Regions from separate parts of the Homo sapiens genome. Here region 2 is linked to region 1. The links are chromatin loops, found by intact Hi-C in ENCODE. Cell type or tissue: natural killer cell. All regions are shown on one strand.

Evidence for each region. Hi-C counts contacts between places; a loop is a spot of excess contacts. Peaks named below come from ENCODE experiments on the same cell type or tissue, not always from the same donor. Only the 100,000 strongest peaks of a DNase experiment are listed, where the experiment ranks them.
Region 2: it touches region 1 in a loop (15-fold over the local background); 8 of 110 quality-filtered maps call a loop at or near these places.

The regions. Positions count from the first base shown.
Region 1 is chr2:74,103,735-74,106,234 of GRCh38, forward strand. TET3 (tet methylcytosine dioxygenase 3) reads left to right here. Exons shown (of 12, transcript NM_001287491.2): 12 at 1-2,500. Among named protein-coding and RNA genes, the nearest start is that of BOLA3, 43 kb to the right of the region's middle. In natural killer cell, a CTCF peak has its summit at 1,371; a DNase peak (open chromatin) is centred at 1,287.
Region 2 is chr2:73,906,642-73,909,141 of GRCh38, forward strand. ACTG2 (actin gamma 2, smooth muscle) reads left to right here. Exons shown (of 9, transcript NM_001615.4): 4 at 2,032-2,142; 5 at 2,414-2,498. Among named protein-coding and RNA genes, the nearest start is that of ACTG2, 15 kb to the left of the region's middle. In natural killer cell, no CTCF peak of the experiment used is centred here; a DNase peak (open chromatin) is centred at 1,480.

The DNA.
Region 1 (2,500 bases):
TTGGTTTTTCTTGTGATATTAGCAGAAATGATCTCATGCTAGCCATGTGGATGTGTGTGTGGTGAATGGGGGGCTTCATCAGGACACACAGAGGGGAATGTGGCCACACGGTGGATGACCACCAAGCCCTGAGATGAACAGGTATTTACTGAGCAGTTGTATTCAGATATGGGTCTTCATGAATCATGTTTAACAATCAGATGACCGCTATAGGCAAGTTCCTGAGCTTCCGGGTGCCTTGAGTAAGAGCTGAGAACCGGCCTGCTGGGTGTTTACTGTATCTGTTTGGAAGCACTGGCGGAGGGTCGTTGTAAGATGTCCTGAGCATTTATGTGGTCTGGTTTTAACTGTAAATAGTGAAAGATTTTTTTAAGCACTTTTGCCTAGATTTAAACAGCAACTTGAAAAAAAAAGTATGTTTTAACATGTAATTGTGGGAGAAATTGTAAATAGTAGCCGAATATTTAATGTGCTTTGTCTATCCTCCACTTTTACCATATTCTGTAAAGTTGCATTTATTTTACAGGACAAAAAAATGAAATATTATTGCTTTTGAAATAAATACCCAAGAGCTTATCAGGACTTAGAATTATTCAGAACTCAGATTTATAGGAAAACCTCTGACCTTCAGTTTGACAAGCTAAAGGAAGCAGAGTCTTTAATGAGCATGCTAATTTTCTAGTTTTGAGGAAAAATTGGGTCCTTTAAATGCTATTTTGCTTATCGCATCAGTACTTTTATGCAGGTCTCATTTGACTCCGTGCTTAGGTAGATGCGGGGGTGCCTTGAAAACTTCATTTTAAATGATCTTAAGCAAGAAATACAATATTTTACGAAACATTTGGAGAATGTGACCGTCTGTATGACCCGTGGAAGCCCCAGGTTGGCTGTTGGTTTGGAAGGTCCCGAGTGTAACCCAGGTGATTCTGATACTTGGCATGTGTGAATCTTCCTGATGTATGTTAAATAAACTCTTCCCCTCATCACCCTTTGGTAGGAAAGCCATTAGATGAAAGGAGAAACCAATACAAGCTAAAAGCATGCGACGTCTGTCCCCCAGCCCAAACAGCCTTGGTTCATCAGTTTCTGCAGTAGGAGATAGGCTGCTGAGAGGTGAGTCAAGAGGCAGTCTCCATTGGATGTCCCCACTCCCCGCAGAATGGCGTTTCCAGAGTTAGGCGGTGTGGTTGCCGTGCTCAAGCCCATGCTGATTTGTACACTACATGTCTAACCTACCTCAAATCTCAGTCATTAAAATTAGCATGCTTTAGACATATATTTAAAAAGTAACTATGCACAGCTCTTTATCCCCCCCTTGCTGCTGAAGCTTTCTTAAAGAGAAAAATCAAATTTTTATTTTTTACTGGCACTATCATTTTTTAAGTCCTAAAGATGATTAACAGACATTTTTATCATGAGAAGAAAAATAAAGCCATTGCAACTAAAGAACCTAACAGCATGACCAAGTTCGAAGAGTCATATTATAGCAACGGAAATCGATGGCGTCTTAGTCATCTCCCCAGTGTGCCCTGTCCACGGACACCATCCACGTGCAGTGCAAACATTTGGTTCCTTTTCTGCTCTGTTTTGTTTTCCCTGCCTGTTGCGTGCAAGGGAAGTGCTTGTAAAGTTCTGTGCTACGAGATTTTTAAAATAAAAATCGCTTCGCAGCAGGTTCTCACAAAATAACTGGTGCTAGCTCAAGAAATCATCATCTGACCATCAGAAATCTTGACTAAAGGTGTTGCATGGATTTGGGGGTCTTTCGGTTTTTGGTTTTGGGTCTGGCTTTTAGCAGGGCCAATGTTTCCCACACCCCGGCTTCATGGGTACTGCTTTGCCTTCTCACCAAGGTGACGATGGTGTGCGTGGAAAGAGATGATACCCCACCGCCCCCTCTTGGTCCTTCCACCAGCCTCTTTTGGGAACAGTAGTTTGCAGAGCAAGGGATTTTTAAAGCGCTAAAGCAAGGAAAGAAGTAGCAGAGCTTAACTGCTTTGTACCACACAGCAGTAGATGTGCAAGGACGGTTGACAATGAGTCGATGATAACCTAATTTCATTGAGAGAAACCCAGCCAGACTTGCTTCTAGAGGTTTAATCACCATGAGATCTCAAACCAAGGCAAAGCTGGTGGAAAACTATATGATATCCCTGACGTGCCTCAACCAGTATCTCTTTCCTTTTGTTACTGAAGTGTGTTTTATGGACTAGGAAGCATTTTTATGAATTGAAATAGTCTAAATAAAATGGTGCTATGGTGTTTTAATGTGACTGTCCCTGATCCTGTCTTGCTGAGGTGCTATCAACGTTCTGAAACCACAACCAACCAAAAACAAGGTGGGCTCCAGTCTCTTGGCTTTTTTTTTTCCCTCCCCTCTTTTGGTGCTGTCTTAGACCCGTTTACCGTGCTATAATCTGCTCTGAGCAGTGTTGTGTTGTGTTGTATTGTTCTTCCCTTGGTGGCCAAACAAAGCAAGTCGAGAAGGCAGCTATCTCCC
Region 2 (2,500 bases), 200 kb before region 1:
TGATTTTTTAATTTTTTGTAGAGACAGGGTCTCACTTTGTTACCCAGGCTGGTCTCCAACCCCTGGGCTCAAGCAATCTGCCTGTCTCAGCTCCCCAAAGTGCTGGGATTACAGGCATAAGTCACCACACTCGACCTTAAAAATATTTTTCTAACTTTAAAAATTATCAACATCTTTAACTTTTAAGGTATAAAAACTCCAAAAAAGAAACCAAAATCAAGTGCAGATGCTTGAGCCCAACACCCAAGGATTCTGGTTCAGTGGGTCAGATGATCCCAGGTGACTCTGAGACAGGGCCTTGAGGAAGCACATTTTAAGTAGCATGGGGTCCCCTCCTTAAGACCAGTTGCTGTCCTTCAGGCTCCTGTGCAATGCTCACAGTCCAGGGCCTCTGCCTGTGCCATTCCCTCTGCCTCGGATGCCTTTTGCAGCAGCCTCTGGAGACCTTCTTTTGCCCTCAAGGCCCATTTAAATCCCTCAGATAATGAATTACTCCTACCTCTTCTTTCACTTAAAATGTGGCTTGTGTTTTTCTTTTTGTTTGTTTTGGTCTTTTTTAAACGTCTCTCTCCCCTCTGGACTTTGCAACTGAGAATAGGGTGCCATGTCTGATTCATATCTGCCCTCATCACACTTACCACCGTCTTAGCACAAACCTGGCGGTCCATAAATACATGGGTCCAATGGCATCAAATGACCCTGTGCCTCACCTCTGAGGAAACCAAAGCCCCATGTCCCTGCTACACTTTGCCCAATCCCTCTGAAAGACTCCTTTTTGGTCGTACTTGATCACTGAAGAAGGAACTGGACACAGGAAGAAATTAACTTCCTCTAAAACAGTGGTTCTTTTTTATTTTTGAGACAGGGTTTTGCTCTGTTGCCCAGGCTGGAGTGCAGTGCCATGATCACAGCTCACTGCAGCCTTGACCTCCTGGGCTCAAGCGATCCTCCTGCCCCAGCCTCCTGAGTAGCTGAGATTACAGGCAGGCGCTACCATGCCTGGCTAATTTTTTATCTTTTTGTAGAGACAGGCCCACAGTGTGTTGCCCAGGCTAAGCGGTGGTTCTTAACCAGGATGATTTTGCTTCCCAAAGGACATTTGGCAATGTCTGCAGACATTTTTTATTGTCACAACTGGAAAACTGCTGCTAGCATCCAGTGGGTGGAGACCAGGGATACTGGTCGGCCCTCCACAACAAAGAATTATCCAACCTAAAATGTCATAGAGCTGCGATTGAGAAACCCTGCTTTAAAGCACCAGCCTGGCCAATAATAGCCAGTGAAAATTGAGCCCAAGTGCCTCTGTCAGATTCTCAGCAGGAGATAGTGTACACTCAGCTGCGGTTTTGAAATTGTTTGACAGTGTATACTCAGCTGGGGTTTTACAACTGGTTAAATGAATGTCCTACAGAAATGTGCATAGGGTTAAGGCAACTACAAAGGGATGTCGAGGCACCCAAGAGCCAGCAACAGAGGGAGCTCTCACACCCCTAAACATGAAGGGGTCAGGTGACGAGGGCAGTGTCATTGGAGCTTAGTGAGAGCTTGAGCTCTGAAAGAGGGGCTGCCCAACAGGAACTGTGCTCATGGAGGGCCACGCCATTGTCAGGAGATAGACCCTGACTTCTTTTGCCCTCCTACTTTCCAGCCTCTTGCAGGAATCTTCTATCAGCCAAATATAGCCAGAAGCCAGAAAGCAATGAACACTTGAGTGATACAATGTGCCTTGCATCACTCAGTGCACAAAGGCAGGGGAGAGACTGTAGGAGAGTGAAGAGGAGGGAAGGTCAAATGGAAATAATGAACACATAGAAAATACTGGTTCCAGGTCTGAGTCCTACCTGGGGCCCTGTTGAGAAGGAGTATACCCTTTAAATGTCAATCAGAAATTTCCAGGGCTGACCATTCTCCTCTCCAGATCCATCCCATCCTGTGTAACATGGTGCCACACTCTCCCAGCATGGGAATGTCAATGAGAATTTTCCAGCCATTGGGAGTCTGCCAGGCTCATATGGCTTTTGTCTCCACTAGATCTGGCACCACTCCTTCTACAATGAGCTGCGTGTAGCACCTGAAGAGCACCCCACCCTGCTCACAGAGGCTCCCCTAAATCCCAAGGCCAACAGGGAAAAGATGACCCAGGTAAGAAGCCAGGAAGACTTGAACACTGGCATAAGAATGCAACATGGATGCTTGGCCAGATACTTTCTCCCCTTCAAACATCAGTGCAACAGAACTCTCTGAGGACCTGCTATGTCTGTGGTCCATGCCAGGCCCTGGGGGAGTGGGTGTGGAATAATGAACTATCAAACTGGCATAGTTCCTGCCCTTAATGAGATTACAAACCATTCTACAGGCCAAGAAGTGCTGTGATTTTTGCCAAATAATCTTTTATTCTTCATTGTCCTTTAAGATCATGTTTGAAACCTTCAATGTCCCTGCCATGTACGTCGCCATTCAAGCTGTGCTCTCCCTCTATGCCTCTGGCCGCACGACAGGT